2 separate regions of the Homo sapiens genome follow, and region 2 is linked to region 1. A link is an interaction called in ENCODE POLR2A ChIA-PET data of the cell type or tissue named here. Cell type or tissue: PC-9. All regions are shown on one strand. Region 1 overlaps SLC26A8 (solute carrier family 26 member 8). Region 2 has its middle 22 kb from the start of LHFPL5.

Region 1 (5,000 bases):
TAAAAATAATACTAATCTCTTATGTTCCAATTGTTAGAATTCTTATTTCAATATCATATATTATTGCATTAACTAAACCTCTCAGAACAAGTAATAATGATGAATCTTGTCTTACTCCTGAATTTAATGAGAAGGATCCTGTGTGTCTCTATTAAGACTAGTGGTGGCCAAGTGTGGTGGCTCATGCCTGCAATCCTAGCACTTCGGGAGGCCAAGGAAGGCGGATCACTTGAGGCCAGGAGTTTGAGACCAGCCTGGCCAACATGACAAAACCCTGTCTCTACAAAAAATACAAAAAAATTAGCTGGGCATGCTGGCGCGTGCCTATAACCCCAGCTACTCAGGAGGCCAAGGCATGAGAATCACTTTAACCCAGGAAGCGGAGGTTGCAGTGGGCTGAGATCCTGCCACTGCACTCCAGCCTGGGCAACAGAGCGAGACCCTGTTTCAAAAAAAAATTAAAAAATAAAAGACTAGTGGTGATGCTGGTTTAAGATGGACATATCAGCCAGCCGTAGTAACTCATGCCTGTAATGTCAGCACTTTGGGAGACTGAGGCAGAAGAATCACTTGAGGCCAGGAATTTCAGAGCAACCTGGACAACATAGTGAGACTCTTATCTTGAAAAAAAAAACTAAAAATCAGCCAGGTATGATGGTGCATACCTGTAATCCTAGCTACTCGGGAGCTTGAGGCAGGAGGATTGCTTGAGCCCAGTAGTTTGAGGTCACAGTGAGCTTTGATTGTGCCACTGCACTCTGGCCTGGATGACAGAGTAAGACCCGGTCAAAAAAAAAGATGGACATTATCTACTATGTTTTTAAAAAATATTTTCCTAACGTACTAACATTCTTATATTAAGACTTGGTATTGAATATGTCAATTGTTTTCTACTATTTAAGACAGGGAAGACTAGGAGAGGAGCAAGTTCTATTTCATGTGTATTGAATTCAAAATGCCTGGGCCAGGTGTGGCCTCACGCCTGTAATCCTAGCACTTTGGGAGGTGAGGCAGGTGGATCACTTGAGGCCAGGAGTTCGAGACTAGCCTGGCCAACATGGTGAATCCTATTCTCAACTAAAAATACGAAAATTAGTCGGGTGTGGTGGCGCATGCCTGTCATTCCAGCTACTTGGGAGCCTGAGGCAGGAGAATCACTTGAACCTGGGAGGCGGAAGTTGCAGTGAGCCAAGATCATGCCACTGTACTCCAGCCTGGGCAACAGAGTGATACTCTGTCTAAAACAAAACAAAACAAAACAAAAAAATTCAAGTGGCCTATTAAACATTCAAATGGAGATGTCAAGAATGGAAGTGAATTTATGAACCTGCAGATCAGGGGAAGGGTTATAACCAAAGAATCATCAGCATCAGCATATAGATGGTAATGAAAATTATGGGCCCAAAATAAAAGTCCCTATGGAGAGAGCATAGATAGACAAGAGAAAGGTCCCAGGATCAAGCCCTGGGGCATACCAACATCTAGAAGTCCAGTAGAAGGAGAGGAGATAGCAAAAAGACCAAGGAGCAGCAACCAGGAAGGAAGGAGGAAAAGCAGAAGAGTGTCATATGGTGGTCGAGAAGAAAATGTTTCAGGAAAGTTGAAGTGATTAATTTTGAGGAATGCTGTTACAGGCTGATTCAAGGCTGATGCAAGGCCTGTGGGCACCTGCTATGTGACAAGCTCAGTGTCTGGTACTGGGGATATCAAGAACCAGGCCCTGTCATATACCACAAGGAGCTTAGAGTCTAGTAAGGAGTAGGTTTGTAAATAAATAAAGAATATGTTACTGGTACTATGATGGAAGTGTGAATGAGATGTAGTTGGAACACAAAAGAAGCTGTGGTCCTGCCTGGTCATCTTGGCTCTGAATCTGGGGTGATGACTAAGTGGATGTGGACAAGATGGAGGAGGACAAGGTAGGCAAAGGGAATGGCACGCACAAAGCTGAGCAGTAGTCAGGCAACTCTGGGTAACTTTATGGTGAGAGCAAAGGGCGGGGACCACAGCTGGAATAAAGCTAAAGAAGAATGGCAAGAGGCCAGGTCACACACAGCCTTATAGGCCCTGTCAAGGATTGCACTGGGGGTTGGCAAGACAAGTAAGATCAAGAAGACAAGATGTTTCAGAATGTTGTTAAGTCCATTGCTGTTTTAAATGGTTGGTCATGAAATCCGGTCTAGCTAGAAAAGCCAGAGAAATTCTAAGTTGGAAATTGATTGAGTCTGAAGAATAGTGAGTAACTGAGAAACCAGAAGGTAGAAAGAAGATGAAAAGCAGATTTATGGATGATGTCATTGGCATTTTAAAGAAAATTAAAAAAAATTTTAATGAAAAATAAATAAAGGTTGGGCACAGTGGCTCATGCCTGTAATCCCAGCACTTTGGGAGGCTGAGGCAGGTGGATCACTTGAGCTCAGGAGTTTGAGACCAGCCTGGCCAACATGGTGAAACCCTGTCTCTACTAAAAATATAAAAATTAGCCAGTCGTGGTGGTGCATATCTGTAGTCCCAACTACTTGGGAGGCTGAGGCAAGAGAATCACTTGAATTCGGGAAGTAGAGGTTGCAGTGAGCCAAGATCATGCCACTGCACTCCAGCCTGGGCAACAGAGCAAGACTCTGTGTCAAAATTAATAATAATAATAAACAGAAAAGTAGATTTAGGCAAGAAATATTTTCTACTCTGCAAGGAACCCATGGTTCTGGTACCTTAAGTCCTGTTGTATTCTGAAATTCCTTGACTGCTCAAAAATTAAAATTCTGGGTTTTTTTGTTTGTTTGTTTTTTGAGACAGTCTCACTGTGTTGCTCAGGCTGGAGTGCAGCGGTGTAAACACAGCTCACTGCAGTCTCAGCCTCAAGCAATCCTCCTGCCTCAGCCTCCTGAGTAGCTAGGACTACAGGCATGTGCCATCATGCCCAACTAGTTTTTAAAATAATAATAATTATTATTATTATATAATAATTATAATTATTATTATTATTTGTTAAGATAGAAGTTTTACTATGTTGCCCAGGCTGGCCTTGAACTCCTGGTCTAAAGCGATTCTCCTGCCCCAGCCTCTCAAAGTGCTGGGATTACAGGTATGAGCCACTGCGTTCAGCAGAAGGTTAAATTTAATTAGAAATTTTAACCCACCTAATTGTATTTCAGAATGACAATTCAAGATATAAAATGAGCAGCAGTTTTCTAGGAAGCCAAAAAAATGTAAGTCCAGGCTTCATCAAGATCCAACAGCCTGTAGAAGAGGAGTCGGAGTTGGATTTGGAGCTGGAATCAGAACAAGAGGCTGGGCTGGGTCTGGACCTAGACCTGGATCGGGAGCTGGAGCCTGAAATGGAGCCCAAGGCTGAGACCGAGACCAAGACCCAGACCGAGATGGAGCCCCAGCCTGAGACTGAGCCTGAGATGGAGCCCAACCCCAAATCTAGGCCAAGAGCTCACACTTTTCCTCAGCAGCGTTACTGGCCTATGTATCATCCGTCTATGGCTTCCACCCAGTCTCAGACTCAGACTCGGACATGGTCAGTGGAGAGGAGACGCCATCCTATGGATTCATACTCACCAGAGGGCAACAGCAATGAAGATGTCTAGGAGATGAACTAGAAATAAGGGGTCAGATAATGCTGGCAAATCCTCCTACCCAAAAAGGGGTCAATTGTCCAGAGACCTAGACTGGATACGAACTAGCAGTACTTCCTTCCTGACTGTGACTCCTACTACCTGCCAGCCTTCTTCCTTGCTCTGCGCTGGGATCATACTCCCAAATCACATTACTAAATGCCAACAATTATCTCTGAATTCCCTATCCAGGCTCCCCTCATTTCACCTTCAGCATATATTCTAGTCATGAATTTCCTTCTTCACACACCCCACATCTCTGGGCTTTGTGCCAGACCATCTCTAACTTAATCCTCTCATCCCTGTTCCCCTTTCTCCAAAGAGATGAAGCTCAAATAAAATGTATAACTCTAGTAACATTTGGATCCTTCCTGCACCTTCTCCCTTCTCTGTATTCTGTATCCTGAAGGAAATGTCAAATAGGAGGGATCCTGGAAGGGAGTGGACATCATGGAGAAGAGATGAACAAGAAAAAGAAAAATTAAGTAGCATTTGTATTTTATATGCAAGGTATTTTCCCTGTACTGATAGGGGAAATGGGGAAAACAGGCAGGTTAATCCAGGCCAAAGGTAAGCCAGCCTGTGAGACTTGTAGTACCAGGTCCTGCTAAGCTGAGAGCACTTTTGCTGTCATTCTCAGAGGTCAAGATCTTATCCTGCCACTCGTTTCATAAGGCCAATTAGTAGTACCAACTGATGGGAATTCCCTTTCTGGAACTCTCCCTGGTGTTCAGATTCACATTCACCATTGCTTCTTTCTTACAAGTTTTTAAGATATAGGCAATTTGGAATCTGTACTCTTGGTGCACCGAGGAGTTAAAATCTGTGACAGCCACAACCAGCCTAGAAGTTGGAAAAGTCAATCATTACTAGTTTTGTCCAAATCCATTCAAAAAATTTCCCCCTTCCCCATTTAAAATATGTCTAGTATTAAAGTATGACCAGAAGAAAAATATAGACCCCTGGGCAAAGGTATATGAAATCCTGAATTTTATTTCCAGCTCAAAAAACATGACTCCTCCTGTTTGGGTACTCCATTTCTCTTGTTAAGTGAAATAAATCTTAGTTAAAATATAGATTTCTTTTATCATAGAGATAGCACATGCATTCACTCATTCTACAAGCATTTTGTTACATGCATCTGCTACATGCATAGCACCTTGAACTGTGAGGTAGGTAAAATAATATTATCCTAATTTATACATGCATAAACTGAGATATAATGTGCAATATGACCTTGTAAATACAAAAAGAGGTAGGGGCCAAAGTCACAAGCTTCATTGTTTCATGTTTACTGAACACATTTATTGAACACCTACTCTGTGCTAAGCACTGTCCCAGGTGCTGAAGATATAGGATGAGTATAGAACAGATGAC
Region 2 (5,000 bases), 120 kb after region 1:
TTTTTGCCTATTTTAATACAATAACAAGCGTTGCCCTCCAAATGGCAGAATTAGACTGTTTATTGAAGTGCATCAGCTGCCTGCCATTTGAGCTATGTTCTTAATAGTTGTGCCACTAAGATGTGATTGTTTGCATTGGTTGCTTTGGATTCACTAGGATAGAGGAGAGAGTGGTTGATATTGGAAAATAAATTTAGTAGACCTTATTATAAATCCTTTGAAGACAGATGACAAAAGTGAGATGGGTTTTCAGGGTTGGAATCCTTAACCATTCATCTTCATCAACTTAATTTACAACAAAACAAACATGTATCCATCAACATATAAGGATACCAGAATCTAATCTCTGTCCTGATAAAGCATTCTGATAGCCAGGTGTGGTGGCTCAGGCCTGCATTCCTGGCATTATGGGAGGCTGAGGCGGATGGATTGCTTGAGCTCGGGAGTTCAAGACCAGCCTGGGCAACATGGCAAAACCCCTATCTACAAAAAAGACAAAAATTAGCCAGGTGTGGTGGCGCATGCCTGTAGTCCCAGCTACTTGGGAGGCTGCGGCAGGAGGATTGCCTGAGCCTGGGAAGTCGAGGCTGCAGTGAGCTGTAATCACACCACTGTACTCCAGCCTGGGCAACAGAGCAAGCAAAACCCTGTCAAAAAAAAAAAAAAAAAAAAATTCTGATAAATGCCCATTTCCACAGAAAATTTAAGTAATTGTGAAAACCTTTAAAAAGGCTCCTGTGATTCCCACCTGTTGGTATTCATATAATCCATTTGCCTTCAGTGTGGGCTGAACTTTCTTCTGTTAGAATAGGGCAGAAGCAATGGGATATCACTTCTGAGACAGTTACAAATGGTCTGGCTTCTCTGCCCATGCACACTGCCTTGCTCTCCTTTCAAACCCTTATTTTGGGAAACAAGCTGCCATATGAGTAACCCTAAGGAGAGGCTAACAGCCAGCAAAGAACTGAGACCCACTGCCCAAGGTAATTTACAGATTCAATGCCATCCCCATCAAGCTACCAATGACTTTCTTCACAGAATTGGAAAAAACTACTTTAAAGTTCATATGGAACCAAAAAAGAGCCCGCATCGCCAAGTCAATCGTAAGCCAAAAGAACAAAGCTGGAGGCATCACACTACCTGACTTCAAACTATACTACAAGGCTACAGTAACCAAAACAGCATGGTACTGGTACCAAAACAGAGATATAGATCAATGGAACAGAACAGAGCCCTCAGAAATAATGCCGCATATCTACAACTATCTGATCTTTGACAAACCTGAGAAAAACAAGCAATGGGGAAAGGATTCCCTATTTAATAAATGGTGCTGGGAAAACTGGCTAGCCATATGTAGAAAGCTGAAACTGGATCCCTTCCTTACACCTTATACAAAAATCAATTCAAGATGGATTAAAGATTTAAACGTTAGACCTAAAACCATAAAAACCCTAGAAGAAAACCTAGGCATTACCATTCAGGACATAGGCGTGGGCAAGGACTTCATGTCCAAAACACCAAAAGCAATGGCAACAAAAGCCAAAATTGACAAATGGGATCTAATTAAACTAAAGAGCTTCTGCACAGCAAAAGAAACTACCATCAGAGTGAACAGGCAACCTACAACATGGGAGAAAATTTTCACAACCTACTCATCTGACAAAGGGCTAATATCCAGAATCTACAATGAACTCAAACAAATTTACAAGAAAAAAACAAACAACCCCATCAAAAAGTGGGCGAAGGACATGAACAGACACCTCTCAAAAGAAGACATTTCTGCAGCCAAAAAACACATGAAAAAATGCTCATCATCACTGGCCATCAGAGAAATGCAAATCAAAACCACTATGAGATATCATCTCACACCAGTTAGAATGGCAATCATTAAAAAGTCAGGAAACAACAGGTGCTGGAGAGGATGTGGAGAAATAGGAACACTTTTACACTGTTGGTGGGACTGTAAACTAGTTCAACCATTGTGGAAGTCAGTGTGGCGATTCCTCAGGGATCTAGAACTAGAAATACCATTTGACCCAGCCATCCCATTACTGGGTATATACCCAAATGACTATAAATCATGCTGCTATAAAGACACATGCACACGTATGTTTATTGCGGCATTATTCACAATAGCAAAGACTTGGAACCAACCCAAATGTCCAACAATGATAGACTGGATTAAGAAAATGTGGCACATATACACCATGGAATACTATGCAGCCATAAAAAATGATGAGTTCATGTCCTTTGTAGGGACATGGATGAAATTGGAAACCATCATTCTCAGTAAACTATCGCAAGAACAAAAAACCAAACACCGCATATTCTCACTCATAGGTGGGAATTGAACAATGAGATCACATGGACACAGGAAGGGGAATATCACACTCTGGGGACTGTGGTGGGGTGGGGGGAGGGGGGAGGGATAGCATTGGGAGATATACCTAATGCTAGATGACACGTTAGTGGGTGCAGCACACCAGCATGGCACATGTATACATATGTAACTAACCTGCACAATGTGCACATGTACCCTAAAACTTAAAGTATAATAATAATTAAAAAAAAAGAAAAAAAAAAAAAAAAGAACTGAGACCCTCCATCCCAACAAACTGTGAAAAACAATCCTGCAAACCACCACTGAGCTTGGAAGTGGATCCAACACAATTGCAGCTTGTGAGAAACCTTGAGGCAAAAACACTTAGCTAAACCTTGTCAGGATTCCTAATCCACAGAAACTGAGATATGTATGTTGTTTTAAGCCACTGCATTCTGGAGTAATTTGTTAAGCAGCAGTAGGTAACAGGATTGTCAGGTCATGAGCACTGAGGATATTCTTCAGGTTCACATTTCACCTATAAATGACTGGCCCTTCCTATTTTGACCATATCTACTCAGGGCTGTCAGTGAAGCTCGAGCACCATAACTGACTCTACAGAACAGCCCAAAGCAGAGAGAGGCAAGCCAGAGTGAGAAAAGAATAAGGTTGACTTCATAAAAGGAGTGCTGACATTACTGATTTTTGTTTGTTTTTTTGTTTTATTTATTTATTTATTTATTTATTTATTTTTGAGACGGAGTCTCGCTCTGTCACCCAGGCTGGAGTGCAGTGGCACAATCTCGGCTCACTGCAACCTCTGCCTCCCAGATTCAAGCAATTGTCCTGCCTCTGCCTCCCGAGTAGCTGAGCAAGGTGTGGGTTATAGGCAGATGCACCTTAAGCCCCTAGCAGCTTCTGCAGACCACTAAAGTTGCCATTTCAGTGAAATATTTTGAGAATAGACTTTTTTTTTTTTGAGACAGAGTCTTGCTTTGTTGCCCAGGCTGGAGTGCAGTGGTGCAATCATGGCTCACTGCAGCTTCAACCTCCCAGGCTCAAGTGATCCTCCCACCTCAGCCTCCCAAGTAGCCGGGATTACAGGCATGCGCCACCATACCCAGCTAATTTTTGTAATTTTTATAGAGATGGGTTTTTGCCATGTTGCCCATGCTAGTCTTGAACTCCTGGCCTCAAGTGATCCTCCCACCTCAGCCTCCCAAAGTGCTGGGATTACAGGCGTGAGCCACTACGCCTGGCCAAGGATAGACTTCTGGAAATTTTTTTTGTACCTCTTCAAAAAGTAAATTATGAGATAAATGATAGAAAAGTCACTAAGCTACAGAATTTGTCAAATTTTGTCATTCATCAAGCTTGCATAAAGTAGATACTGACTGAATTAATTAATTAATTAATTAATTAATTTTTTTTTTTGACACGGAGTTTCACTCTTGCTGCCCAGGCTGGAGAGCAATGGCACGATCTCGGCTCACTGCAACTTCCGCCTCCCAGGTTCAAGCCATTCCCCTGCCTCAGCCTCCCGAGTAGCTGGGAATACAGGCATGTGCCACCACGCCCGGCTAATTTTTTATTTTTAGTAGAAACGGGGTTTCACCATGTTGGTCAGGCTGGTCACAAACTCCCAACCTCAGGTGATCTGCCCACCTTGGCTTCCCAAAGTGCTGGGATTACAGGCGTGAGCCACCGTGCCTGGCCGACTGTGAATTAATTTTATCAACAAAAGAAAATATGAATGTCCAGGCTGGGCAACATGATGATACCCTGTGTCTACAAAAATTAAAGATTAGGCGGATGTGGTGGTACACACCTGTGGTCCTGGCTACTTGGGAAGCTAAAGGCAGGAGGATTGCTTGAGCTGAGGAAGCCGAGGCTTCAGTGAGCCGTTTTCACGCCACTGCACTCAAAACATATATACAGCCTGGGCGTGTTGGCTCACGCCTGTAATCCCAGAACTTTGGGAGGCTGAGGTGGGCGGATCACGAGGTCAGGAGATCAAGACCATCCTGGCTAACACAGTGAAACCCCATCTCTACTAAAAATACAAAAAATTAGCCAGGTGTGGTGGCGGGCGCCTGTAGTCCCAGCTACTTGGGAGGCTGAGGCAGGAGAATGGCATGAACCCGGGAGGCGGAGCTTGCGGTGAGCCAAGATCGCACCACTGCACTCCAGCCTAGGTGACAGAGCGACACTCTGTCTCAAAAAAAAAAAAAAAAAAAAAAATACAAAATTAGCCGGATGTGGTGGCACACGCCTATAATCCCAGCTACTCGGGAGGCTGAGACAGGAGAATCGTTTAAACCTGGGAGGCAGAGGTTGCAGCGAGCCAAGATCGCGCCATTGCACTCCAGCCTGGGCAACAAGAGCAAGATTTCGTCTCAAAAAATATATATAAATATAAATATATATATATACACACAAATGTGATCATTCTCATAAACTAGCTGCCATGGACCAAGTGACAAGATCAAATCCCATTATGGAAGTTCCCACCACCAATTTAACTGTGACAACACTGGGATACTCATTCCTAGTGACTGAGCAGGTTGTCACAGTGCATTGGCCAAACACACAGCTGACAGCCAAAGATAGGAAAACTGTTCCTGTATCACTGATCGGTTGATCAAGCAACAAGATTCATCTGTTCAGCTCTTTACCCACA

Evidence for each region. Peaks named below come from ENCODE experiments on the same cell type or tissue, not always from the same donor. Only the 100,000 strongest peaks of a DNase experiment are listed, where the experiment ranks them.
Region 2: POLR2A ChIA-PET joins it to region 1 with 31 read pairs; 2 of 35 experiments call an interaction of 5 or more read pairs at or near these places.

What each region holds. Positions count from the first base shown.
Region 1 is chr6:35,942,496-35,947,495 of GRCh38, reverse strand. It overlaps SLC26A8 (solute carrier family 26 member 8), which reads left to right. Exons shown (of 20, transcript NM_052961.4): 20 at 3,156-3,980. The coding sequence ends at 3,596. Among named protein-coding and RNA genes, the nearest start is that of SRPK1, 24 kb to the right of the region's middle. In PC-9, no CTCF peak of the experiment used is centred here; no DNase peak of the experiment used is centred here.
Region 2 is chr6:35,824,916-35,829,915 of GRCh38, reverse strand. No RefSeq gene overlaps it. Among named protein-coding and RNA genes, the nearest start is that of LHFPL5, 22 kb to the right of the region's middle. In PC-9, no CTCF peak of the experiment used is centred here; a DNase peak (open chromatin) is centred at 2,795.